3 separate regions of the Homo sapiens genome follow, and all the other regions are linked to region 3. The links are chromatin contacts, found by Hi-C or POLR2A ChIA-PET in ENCODE. All regions are on one chromosome and are shown on one strand. Each heading gives the region's core, a stretch centred on a gene start or an enhancer-like site at or near the end of the contact. The rest is flanking DNA. Distances are from core to core; before and after follow the strand shown. Region 1 holds the start of EXO5-DT (EXO5 divergent transcript). Region 2 overlaps MACF1 (microtubule actin crosslinking factor 1). Region 3 holds the start of MFSD2A (MFSD2 lysolipid transporter A, lysophospholipid).

Region 1 (3,925 bases), core at 709-3,208, 550 kb after region 3:
AAAGTGCTAGGATTACAGGCGAGAGCCACCGTACCTGGCCTCAACTTACATATTTCTAAGAAAAAGAACATTTTCCTACATAACCACAAAATCATTATGACACTCAGGAGACCTATAATTGATTGATAATATTATCTAAAACACAAGTCACTTCAAAATTTTCCCAACTGACGCACCAGAGTAGCTGGGACTACAGGCACGTATCACCACCCCCAGCTAATTTTTGTATTTTTTGTAGAGACGTGTTTTCACCATGTTACCCCAGCTGGTTTCTGAACTGAGCTCAAGGGATCCACCCACTTCGGCCTCCCAGAGTTCTAGGATTACAGGTGTGTGAGCCACTGCACTCAGCCTGTAGTTGTCTTAATTTAATGTTTCTCTTTCTTTCTTTTCTTTTCTTTCTTTCTCTTTCTTTCTTTTTCTTTCCTTTTTTCTCTTTCTTTTTTTCCTTTTTTTTTTTGAGACAGAGTCTCACTTTATCACCCAGGCTGGAGTGCAGTGGCCTGTTGTCGGCTCACTGCAAACTCCGCCTCCCAGGTTCAAGTGATTCTCCTGCCTCAGCCTCCCAAGTAGCTGAGATTACAGGCACCTGCCACCACACTTGGCTAATTTTTTGTATTTTTACTAGAAACGGGGTTTCACTATGTTGGCCAGGCTGGTCTCAACTCCTGACCTCAAGTGATCCGCCTACCTGGGCCTCCCAAAGTGTTGGTATTACAGGCATGAGCCACCATGCCTGGCCAATTTAATGTTTTTCTATTTTTGTTTTAAAATATTTACCTATTCTGAAGTCCAAAGATATTTTCCTATATTATATTCTGAAGACTTTATAGTTTAGGATTTCACATTTAGGTCTTAATCCAGCTACAATTGATTTTTGTGATGAAATGAGAGATAGAGGTCCTGTTTTCTGTTTTGTTTTTTTTTTTGAGACGGAGTCTCCCTCTGTTGCCCAGGCTGAAGTGCAGTGGTGTGATCTCCGCTCACTGCAACCTCCGCCTCCCGGTTCAAGCGATTCTCCTGCTTCAGCCTCCTGAATAGCTGGGACTACAGGTGTGTGCCACCACACCCAGCTAATTTTTGTACTTTTTAGTAGAGACAGGGTTTCACCATGTTGGCCAGGATGGTCTCGATCTCTTAACCTCGTGATCCGCCCACCTCAGCCTCCCAAAGTGCTGGGATTACAGGCGTGAGCCACCGTGCCCGGCCTTCATATTGTCATAGAACCTTCACTGAATAGACCATCTTTTCTCCATGGCTGTATGATGCCACCTTTGTCATAAATCCAGTTTTCAAGTATGCGTGATAAACCGTAAAGAAAAGCAAAGAGTCAAGTATCTGCTTTTGGTAAAATAAATAAATAAATAAATATAAATAAGAAAAGCAAAGTGTTATAAAAGTCGGGCTAGTGGTTTTCTCAGGAAGTGTATCTGTGAAGAACCTGACACTATTCTTTTTTCGCTCTAATGACTTGGCTGTTCATAATTATACTTATCTTTGGTTTATATTTCAGAATAAAATTGTGTTATATTTATCAATAAAAGGTTAGTTAAAAGTAAGCAAACAGAAAAAAAAAAAGAAATATTGATGAGGGGAGCGCCAGCATCTCTCAAAAGTGAGTTCGTGGTTTTGCTCTCAATGGAAAAGCCGGCGGGAGGTGCTAAGGTGGGGATGCTGAATCCACGGATGGCCAAGCGGAGACGCGGCACTTCACCGGGGGCAGCGAGGGGCCCAGACCTTGCTCGGATTGTCCCGGTGGTAACTGGGAGACCTCGCCAGTGAGGGAAGTTACAGATCAGCTGCGCCCGGAATTAAACGACCCACAGACAACGGCGCAAACAGAGGGACTGACCTGCTTTAGTGAGCTCCCAAAACCTGCTCTCGCATAAGCACACCCTCCTCCGCTCACAGAGACGGATTTCTGCCCCAGCCGCAGCCTCGCGAGGTAGGCGGCGCCGCGAGGGCCTCTGGGAAGGCGGTCCGTGGGCAGCCGCGGGGCACTCTGGGACTGGGCTCTGGGCGGCTTTTTTGCGAGTGGCGGGCCGACTGTGTAGTCCGCTCCGGCAGCGCGCTCTGCCCGGCTTCCTCAGTCTCCTCGCCGGGAGCGTCCGGGAGCAGCTCCGAGGCCGCGGCGAAACCAGGTGGAGTCCGAGGTTCGGAGGAGTATCAGAGGTTAGGGGAAGGCCGGAGAATGGGCTGGGAGGCTGCGTTTCGGAGCTTAGGGTTCTGTCCCTGCGATCGCCGCGTCTCCCTCCCTTGGTGGGCGCGGCTCCCGGGAAGCGGCTCGTCTCGTCTCCCCTCACAGGCCGGGTTCCCGTTCTGGACCTTCGCCCTCGGAACACAGTGCTGTTGGCCGGGACTCCTTCCCGAGGTGGACGGCTCCCTGTTCTTATTCCTGGCTCTGCCAGAACTGTAGGAAGTGCTCAGTACACTTTAGGGCATGCATGGCACTCCCTGGGAGACAGTGCTTTAGGGCCAGAGGAAAGATCTTCCCTGAAGGCAAACGCCCGCGGAGCCCACAAGTCCGGGCCGCACTGAACAAGTCAGGATGTTGCCATCGGCAATTCTGCAGAAGGCAGTAACCCATCTGAGAGAAAGAGCCGCTGTCATAAGGTCTCTTGCTTGAGCTGCTGGGTTGAGAATGGAGCTGGAAGAGGGAACTGATCTCGGAGCTCCTTGGGGATCTTGGTTATGTCTGACCCTTTTACTTTCAGGGAGCAGGGATTGGATCAAGTCATTGCATCTAGAGTACGGGGGAACGAAGAAATCATGGAGAGAGTTTGCCCCAGGAGAGAGGCGAGCGTTATGTAACCTAGGATCTGGGGTGGGTAACAGTCTGTGCAGTGTCAATGTGAGAGGAGAAAACACCCAACGTGAGGGAATGGTCAGGTAAGAAAGGACCAGAAGTTCCGGTTCTACCATAGCAAGGACCTAAGTTGCTAATTTAGGTTCTTTAATGCAGACCTGGTCTTTCAGAACTTCTTTCTCTTCCCTAGCCTTGTCATTTCAGCATTCTGGCCTTCCCTATGAGGAGGAAGATCAACGAAGTCACAGGTGAATAGGAGTTTCTCTTCTAAAGTTTCATCTCCTTTGTCAGGGGGAATCGATACACTCTCTCATCTCTTCCTTGGGGAAAAAGAAGGAGATCTATCTTCATCGAGTGCTAATATGCGTACTATATGTTATCACTCAATGGTCGGATATCTCAGTAGGGTTAGTAGGTATTTTAAAAATGTGTCAGTAACTTCAGGAAAACTAGAACCTTGTCCAAGCTTACTCAAAAGGCAAGTAGCATACTACTAAATGCTACCGAACTACTCAGGATTAGGTTTAGAATCCATATCTGTAGGACTCCCAGACTCTTGGCATTATGCTGTTTCCCAGCATCCCATTCACTTACTACCTAACAATTTTGCCATACCTGTGTACTACCTGTATTATTCTATGTTTTTACTTACTTTTTTTTTTTATAAAAATCAAACTTGTCCTAAGAAACAATATCTGTGAAATTAGCCATTTGATGGCTGCTCCAATAACAGTATAGTTATTCTAAGGTGTATCTAAAAATGTTGGTCCATGTGCTATGTAAAATCGTCTCGTGTCAGACATACAAACTACAATTTGGGACACAATGCACTGCATTATGCTCTCTTCTGGATTCTTTTCTGCGTAGGAAAGTCCCAGACACATCTGAGCATCAGTCATCCATCCCTAGTGTACTGTTTTATTCTTATAGATGAATACTTTCACAGAGAATGCCCTGCTTTGTATCTTCTCCAAAAGACATTTCACTTCCCTGTTTAGAACTACCTGTTCTCAATGTTGTATGTAAAACAAGTAGGAACTCCATACATTTCAGGAGCTTCCTCTCTCTTTGGGGAGTTAATGTGTACACAGGAAATAGTCTAACTCTATGCTGTTCAGT
Region 2 (4,057 bases), core at 1,279-3,778, 740 kb before region 3:
GCTGGAGTGCAGTGGCGCAATCTCGGCTCACAGCAACCTCTGCCTCTGGAGTTCAAGTGATTCTCGTGCCTCAGCCTCCCAGGTATCTGGAATTACAGGCATGTGCCGCCATGCCCGGCTAATTTTTGTATTTTTTTAGTAGAGGTGGGGTTTCGCCATGTTGGCCAGGGTGGTCTCTAACTCCTTACCTCAAGTGATCTGCCCACCTTGGCCTCCCAAAAGTGCTGGCATTATAGGCGTAAGCCACTGTGCCTGGCCGAGTTAAATGTTTTTATTTGTTACCCTTCCCAAGAATATTTCACCTTCTTACATATACAACTCCTATGCCTTTGTTTGTTTATTCTGGTTTAGGTCCTTCTCAGAGACAGCAGGGTATAACAGGGAGCACAGCTTTGGAGCTGGACAAATGGACATGTAATCTTGGTCAAGTTATTTAACCTTTTAAAGTCCTAGAATTTTTATCTCTAAAATGGAAATGATAATATCTTTCTTGGAGAATTGTTGGGATTAAATGAAATGATATTTAAAGTTTTTAGCACATTAACTGTGAACTAACAGTTATAGTAAATGTTCAGTTAATTTTAGCTTAGGTTATTGAGTACCTTCTAAATGTGATAGAGATGGGGTTATGGAGACAAAAGAGTCCCTACACTCAGATAATTTATTTTTTTATTTTTTATTTTTGAGAGAGTCTCGCTCTGTGGCCCAGGCTGGAGTGCAGTGGCACAATCTCGGCTCACTGCAACTTCTACCTCCCGGGTTCAAGCAGTTCTCCTGCCTCAGCCTCTCAAGTAGCTGGGATTACAGGCATGTGCCACCACGCCCAGCTAATTTTTTTTGTATTTTAGTTAGAGTCGGGGTTTTACCGTGTTGGCCCCAGGGTGGTCTCGAACTCCTGAGCTCAGGCAGTTTACCCGCCTTGGCCTCCTAAAGTGCTAGGATTACAGGCGTGAGCCACTGCACTCAGTCTCACTCAGGGAATTTAAATCTGATAAAGGAAGAGGTTACTAGATATGAGTCAGGAAATGTTCATTCCTTTTTTTCTCTCTTCCCTATTTCTTATGCATTCCTTTTCCCAGTACGAGGCAAATTCTAGGAGGACCCTTCATCTCCAAGGCTAAAAAGAGTCTTATAAGAGGGACAAACTGAGTACAGTTGTCACAGGTTATCAGGGTGACTGAGAGCTTAGTCTAGGCGGGATAAAGTCAGCTGTGAGAACCTTTATTAGTAAGCAGTAACAGGATTATTAGCAGTTTGTAGGTGGGAGGGATACCCACTTGGGAGTGAAGTTGTCAAGCAACTGAGGCAGGTCATAGGGCTTGTTTAAACTGAATGGTCTGCTAGGAAAGCTTGCATTTACTTTTTTTCATTTGTAGTCGTTTGGGCTAATCTCTGGAAACTTGCTTTCCTAGGTGCTGCCCCTCCTCCCTCCCTGCCTTCAGGAACAGGATTGAAAGCAGCATTAGCCTGAAGAAGTCGTTCTATTTAGGGAGCTAGAGCAGAGGGCCAGTGATTAGGCCCTTATCTGCAGCGGGGCCTTTTTGAGTGGTGTGGGGCAGGGCTGCAGTGTCTGTCCTGACACCCACAGAGGCTGGACTTTTCTGTCCCCTGGTTGGGTTAGAACTGTGAAGAACCAATAGAAGGGCTGGGCCAGCTGAATGAAAAAGCCCTTCATTGTGTTTCTTCAACATTCCAGTGTCTGGTACAATTAGCCAAGACTCGGAAAACAAGTTGGACAAACAAGCAGGCAGCCTTCTACTGATGGATGAAAGGATTTCTGGCACAGCTGAGTTAAGTGCACTGACTGTAAAGACAGAGTAGGAGGATCTGGGAAGAAGAAGGGGACTTTGGAATGCCATTCCTGGCTGTGAGGGGAAAGAATGGAGCAACAAGCAAACGGTATTTTTGAAGCTGATAAAATTTGCTGTGATAATCTACCTGGGAGGCTGGCTGAGGCGAGGCTGGCTGAGGTGGGGCTACTCTGTAAAGTAGGTGGAATCACTGGGGAGTTACTGACTCTTCCCTTTTGGCAGCTGTAAGTGCGGGGAAGGGAAACTTTCTTTGGAATCTAGGGATCTGTTCACAGTGGACGGTGAGTGTATGAGCTTGCTCCATTATAGTCTCTCCCATCATGAGACCTTCTCATTTGGTTAACACTATATGTACTTCTGCCTGAGAAGAGGCACACCTGAGGAGCAAGTTGTTGGGCAATGGATGCACTGTTCCTGACTTGGCAGTAAACCACTTAGCTCACCAGCTCTCCTGCAACTAAGATTCACCACATTACAAGCTTCTGCTCTGCAAATGGAGGGTAACTCAAAGACCAGTTTCTTCCTACTCAGGTTTACTCACTTCATACCTTGACTGGACTTTTGCATATGGAGCTCTCCCCTCTGTACGCTCTATTGGTCTGGAAACACAGAGTTGGTGCTACTTTTGAACAGCATGCAGCATGCTATATGCCTGAGACATGGACCCAGTTTTTGGAAGTGCCCTAGGGAGGAGCTTCCTCTCTGACCTCAAGGGAAGAAGGAGGTCAGTAGGAAGTGGTGGGTGGAGCCACTTCTCTGTTCTGCTGTCTCCTCTCTACACCTCACAGCCCTTTTTGAGGAGCTGCGAAGGGTGCACAGGCCAGTAGCTGGAGGTTCTTTGGTACCCCCTCCTTTTAGGTGGGGTCAGCAGACACAGGGGCGCCATGTGGCCGAGTTACCAAGATGAACACGAGTTCAACGCCCACCTGGTTTGTCGCATGTGCTGTATGGGTTAGTATGTGAAGTTTTTTTTTTTTTTGCTTGTCCGGGCCTGAGGATCCCAAATAGCCCTTGCTCTCATTGACTCATAGGAATGCATGGACTTCGAAGCCTTGTGGTGTTACAACCTTTAGGCTTGTTAAAATGTGCAGTGGAATAGATTGGGGTGCCCTACTTCCTGGGGAACTTCTTAAGCTTGCAGTAACTGGCAGTTAAGAGCCCAAGCTTTGGGTGTAGAACTTTTTTTATAGAGACTGAATTCATGCTCATGCTTCTGCCTGTATCAGGAAACCACTTTTAAGGTATGTTGCATAGTGCTGAAAGTCCAGAGTGTATTTTTAGCAGAAGTTGGTTGGTTACGGAGTCCACCTCTGAGCAGACTGGCGGGAGGATGGGGGGTGGGAGGGAGGAGTCATGGCCTATGTTTCCTCTTTGGGGCTTATTGCTAGTTCTTTTACACTTTACTCTGCCAGCTGTGACAGAGAGAGAAAAAGACTCAAAGATGATCTGGGGTCAGGGACCTAAATAAGAGAGGCTAGGGGAAGAGTCATGTTAGCTGTGACTTAGATCTCTCTTGATAAGGCATCATTAAATAATGATTATTTAAGTAATGTCCTGTGGCCTTGAACAAGTGACTTAACCTTTTTGGCCGTAGGTTTCCTTGGTTTCAAAATTGTAGGGTATACAGACTGGTGCTAGACTGAGAGACATCAATTCTCTGTAAAATGAAAAAAGATAAAGAAAATGTAGTGTGTCTTTCATAAAGCTAAACTTAAAGAATTGTCTTTTATTCTGAAATTGTCTCTCCTACTTTCTAATGTTAAAATATCCTTTATTTTATGAAAGAATTGTTATTATATGGTAGTGTGTTTTTAAGATATCCCTACTTAGCAAAATGAAAAGTGACAACTTCTGTTAGGCTTTCTGATTTATTGTGGAACATGTATTTGTCTATGAAATCTTAGTTTGGGAACCACTGGTTTGGTAATCTACTATCTTTTGATTTTATACTTTGAGTCTCTAACAAGGAGCAAAATTGTGACCCAAATAGGCAGATTTTCATTAAAATTGAAGTAACTAGTTGTTTGATGAAGAGGAGACCTTAGAAAAATCTCAGAGAAGGAGAGCAACAGAACTAGGGTTCTGATCAGTCTCCTGACTCCTAGGCTAGTGCTTGCAAGTATTTAGGTGCTTTTTGAGGAAAAAAAGCTGCCATAGCAATAATGCTTGGGGCACAGAGGGGGCAATTTTAGTGGTCTACTTTTTTTTTTTATCTTTCCTGTATCATTGAGATTTCTTCCCTGGAA
Region 3 (4,151 bases), core at 1,270-3,769:
GTTGAAGTTGCAAGGGACAGCCAGATCTAAATTTAGAGTGAGAGAAAACAGTGAGCCATAGAACCAGCATCCACAACAATTTCGACAGGCTGGAATAAGCAAGATGACATTGTTCTGTTGTGAGCCTCAAGACATTACAGAAAGCAGAGGATCGGGGAGAGACCTGACTTGACCCCAACTCCGGTGAAAAGGATCTGAATGATTTAGTTGACCACAACCTGATGGGAACTAATCATGGGAGAGAAAGGCTCTGAAGCCCAGCAGTCTTAGGCTGCATTAACAATGTGTCGCATCCAGACTGGAAAAAATAATAGGCCTATTGTGCTGGCTTGGTCAGGCCATATCTGGAATCTTGCGTTGCTACACTGACAGACTGGAATCAGGCCAGGAGGGGGACCAGCCCAGCTTCAGCTCCCAGGCACTTGTGCTAAATGCTTCCTGTGCATTTTCTTGTTTCATCCCCAAAACAAATCTATTAGGTAGCTACTATTAATTTTTTTTTTTTTTTGAGACAAGAGTCTTTGTCTGTCACCCAGGCTGGAGTGCAGTGGCACGATCTCGGCTCACTGCAACCTCCGCCTCCTGGGTTCAAGCGATTCTTCTGCCTCAGCCTCCTGAGTACCTGGGACTACAGGTGTGCCCCACCACACCCGGCTTATTTTTGTATTTTTAGTTGAGACAGGGTTTCACCATATTGGCCAGGCTGGTCCGGAACTCCTGACTTCGTGATCCACCCACCTCAGCCTCCCAAAGTGCTGGGATTACAGGCGTGAGCCAGGGTGCCTGGCCAGTAGCTACTATTAATATCACCATTTTACACAGGGAGGTTAACTGAGTTGTTCAGAGTCAGCCGCACAGCTAGTAAATGGAGACACTTAGGGCTTTTCCTAATGGGTTTCTGTGTGCTTGTACCTTAGCAGGGGAAGACTGAACATTCATTCACTGAACACAATAATTCAGGCCCTAAGCTAGTTGGTGGGGACACAGAAGTGAAAAAGATGCGGTTCCTACCTGAGGAGCTCATTGTCAACCGGGGGATACAGATCACTTGTGGTATGGTGTGACTGTGGGAGAGAAGATTTGGGGGCTGCAAGGGAGCTTAGCTAACCAAGCCTGGAGAGGGGAAAAGAGACAGAACAGTGTCACACAGCTTGGAGTAATGGGGCCAGCCATTCCCTTTCCACAGTATTCAGTGCCTCACTTTGGCTCTCTTCTGCTCAGCAATGGCCAAGAGCTGTGTGCCCAGATGGGATCTGCTGGCGTATGAGGGAGCATGGTGTGACCATCCTGGGGCAGATAGACCTTATCTCTCCTCCCTGCAATCAGAGATTTAAAGAAAGGAAGAAGGAGGCTGACATTAAGGAGCACAGGAACCGGGTGGGTAGCCTTTGAGAGTTCCAGCAGCCCCTTCACTAATCAGAGAACTGGAAAGACCGGGGTGACATTGACATAAGGGACTCAGAGGTGGAACTAAAGACTGTTCTTTTCTGGCATCCGTGCCTGCCTTCTGTTCCAAACTAATGCCCTCCCATCTTCTTTTGAGGACCACATTTCTGGGCATTCTCTTTTTCAAAACTTTCCCTGTTTCAACCCTCAGTGCCTCTGGAGCCATGTATCTCCCAGGGCTTCTTGTTGGGAGACACATACACCCCATTCTGCCGTCTGTAATTTATGCTAAGAGGGATAGAGCAGGGCTGTTGAGAGCAACTGCTTTGGTATCGGACAAAACCTTTCAGGCCTGGCTCTGCTACATAACAGTTGCTTCACTTCTCCAAGTTTCCCCTTCCTGTGCTGTAAAATGGGGATAATAATAGTACCACCCTCACTTGGTGGTTTTTGAGGGCCGAAAGAGATCATATTAAGCATGGAGGAAGCTATCCATAAAAAGGCCACTGTTGTCATAGTGTACTAGCGGGCGTAGCCCCGGCTTCTCTCCACGACTTGGGAGCTCCCTTCTGGCAGGGGCAGCCACTGGATTGCCTCATCTTTCTCCCCATTGCCCGGATGCCAAGGGCAGGACGGGGGAATGGTGTGTCTTCGGGGATGAGAGAGAGGCATCAGGAGGGAAAGTGTCAGCGTACGTCCTCTAGGCTTGAAGAAGGAGAGAGGCCCTGACTCCAGATTTTAAAGTGGGCTTCAGAGCCCCTACCTTTCCTAGGCCTGGGGCTCAGAAGTCATGGGTGGTAGGCCCGACTCGGGGAGAGTCGGACCTTGGGGACCTCGGGGACCTCGGGCAGATCGGGGACCCCGGGCAGATCACTTTCAGCCTGGGGCCTCGGTTTCCTCGCGCGTGTCTGGGAGGTCTCGCGGCCTGCTTCTCGGATTGCTAGGAGCCAGCGCAGGCAGATGCCGGTTCCGGGGCTTGGAGAACGTGGCTCGGTGGCACAGAGCCGCCGGGCGAGGCGGGGGCAGGGAGGCGGGCGACGGGATTGGCTGGAGGCGGGGCAGCGGGGCTCGGGGATTGGCCGCAACCGAGAGGGCTGGGCAGAACTATAAGAGGCGCGGAGGGGGCGTGCAGCAGAGTGCGTTCCTCGTCTGCCAGCCGGCTTGGCTAGCGCGCGGCGGCCGTGGCTAAGGCTGCTACGAAGCGAGCTTGGGAGGAGCAGCGGCCTGCGGGGCAGAGGAGCATCCCGTCTACCAGGTCCCAAGCGGCGTGGCCCGCGGGTCATGGCCAAAGGAGAAGGCGCCGAGAGCGGCTCCGCGGCGGGGCTGCTACCCACCAGCATCCTCCAAAGCACTGAACGCCCGGCCCAGGTGAAGGTGAGGGCCCGGCACCCCGCGTGGAGGGCGAGGGGAGGGAGGAGGCGGAAATGGGGGATCAGGGGCGTCCCGGGGTCGGCCTGGTCAGGGGACCATTGGGATAGCCAGGGACAGGAAGCCTACGAGCCAGAGAGGACCTGGGGGTGCCCTGGGACAGGGGGTGACGGAGAAAAGCTGTGGGCGCCCTCGCCCCCCTTTGCTCACCCGCACTCCACGCTCTGCGGAGAGGCTCTGCCGGCAGCCCCATGTGATTCCCCGCTCTGCCTAGCCGGTTTCCATTCTTCCGTGTTGAGCGGCTGGGGCTTGCCGCCCCAAACCCCAGAGATGACCCCAGAAATCTGGGAAACTCCCCTTGGTTCCCCATCTCTCATCCCCTACCTCCCACTCCACCCACCTACTCTTGCGCCTCAACTCTGCTGTTAGGGCCGCTCAAGTTCATTCATAAGAACAAGAGCTCTGCTCTTAAAGGAGCCGCGTCCCTCAGGCATTTGTCTGAATGTGGATGTTCGCGCGGGAACGGTGCTTTGCGCATCGAGACCATCGACCACATCCCCAGCCCTGGGGACTTATTGAAGGACCAAATAAAATGAGGCGGCCCCCTAGGAAAGGATCTCAGGCAATAGATACCTTCGTGGGAGGTGACTGCCTTTTCCTTTTAATTTTATTAACTGATCTTTGGAAGGAGCTGGGTGAGCAATTATGCTGTTACTATGTATGAGTAATATCTACTTTCCCTGGGCAACCCAACCTCCCTAGTGCCCCACCCGGAGAGGGATCAGGCCTGAACCTGGAGGCCTTTCCTCCCGTCTCCAAGGTCCTCTAGGAGCTCAGGGGTGGAGGGCGATGGGTCGGGAAGCTGGAGAGTAGGACAGTTCCTGGGTCCGCCTGAAGCTCTGGCTGCCTATAGTGGTCAGGGATGCTCTGGGATAGGTGGAACAGCTGCGCCTGCAGCCAGCTGGGCCGGGCCCCCGTAGCTCTCTAGAGCTCTCACCAGGAGTAGGCAGGTGGATCCTGTCTCTGAGGCAGGGTGGGAGCCTGGGCTGGGCTCAGGCAGCTCTTGGCAGCAAGCGGATTTTCAGGTTGTGGCAGCTGGTGCCGGGTGGGGACAGGTCGGCTGCTGGAGCATGCTCCCCCTGAAACCTGGAAAGGAGCAGTGCCTGAGGCCTTGGGAGGAGTTCTTTAGGGATGGTGGGCTGATAAGTTTCCTTAGAATCTCCAGGAGGGAGGTGGCTTAGGGGCTACTTTCACACAAGTATGGATTCCCCTTTTCCATGTTCCTAAGAATGGAGAACACCTTTCTTTTGTATAAAGTGGGATCTCGGAGATCGAGACCATGCTGGCTAACATGGTGAAACCCCGTCTCTACTTAAAATACAAAAAATTAGCTGGGT

Evidence for each region. A loop is a pair of places that touch in the nucleus more often than their neighbours do. ChIA-PET counts read pairs that join two places held with the same protein, here RNA polymerase II (POLR2A). Pooled maps may share reads with other maps.
Region 1: a loop to region 3 is called in a pooled map, with 4 times the contacts of the local background. The contact joins the promoter of EXO5-DT here to the promoter of MFSD2A in region 3. A Hi-C loop is called at or near these places in 2 of 50 pooled maps. POLR2A ChIA-PET finds 5 or more read pairs at or near these places in 2 of 52 experiments (B cell and activated B cell).
Region 2: a pooled map shows a loop between it and region 3 (2.3-fold over the local background). The contact joins the enhancer-like site here to the promoter of MFSD2A in region 3. A Hi-C loop is called at or near these places in 2 of 50 pooled maps. POLR2A ChIA-PET finds 5 or more read pairs at or near these places in 2 of 52 experiments (PC-9 and activated CD4-positive, alpha-beta T cell).

Annotation. Positions count from the first base shown.
Region 1 is chr1:40,506,737-40,510,661 of GRCh38, forward strand. EXO5-DT (EXO5 divergent transcript) reads right to left here and starts at 1,959. Exons shown (of 2, transcript NR_187365.1): 1 at 1,853-1,959. EXO5 (exonuclease 5) reads left to right here and starts at 2,031. Exons shown (of 4, transcript NM_001346953.2): 1 at 2,031-2,172; 2 at 2,715-2,889; 3 at 2,997-3,054. RefSeq lists enhancers at 2,068-2,317, 2,348-2,437.
Region 2 is chr1:39,212,668-39,216,724 of GRCh38, forward strand. All of the region lies in intron 1 of MACF1 (microtubule actin crosslinking factor 1), which reads left to right. Among named protein-coding and RNA genes, the nearest start is that of MACF1, 10 kb to the left of the region's middle. RefSeq lists enhancers at 1,134-1,852, 2,231-2,340. Within about 2 kb of position 2,529, at least 23 of the 41 ENCODE cell types and tissues checked have a DNase peak (open chromatin) inside an H3K27ac peak, as active enhancers do; they include PC-9, where a contact is called at or near this core.
Region 3 is chr1:39,952,626-39,956,776 of GRCh38, forward strand. It overlaps MFSD2A (MFSD2 lysolipid transporter A, lysophospholipid), which reads left to right and starts at 2,520. Exons shown (of 14, transcript NM_032793.5): 1 at 2,520-2,760. The coding sequence starts at 2,668. RefSeq lists a silencer at 2,342-2,471.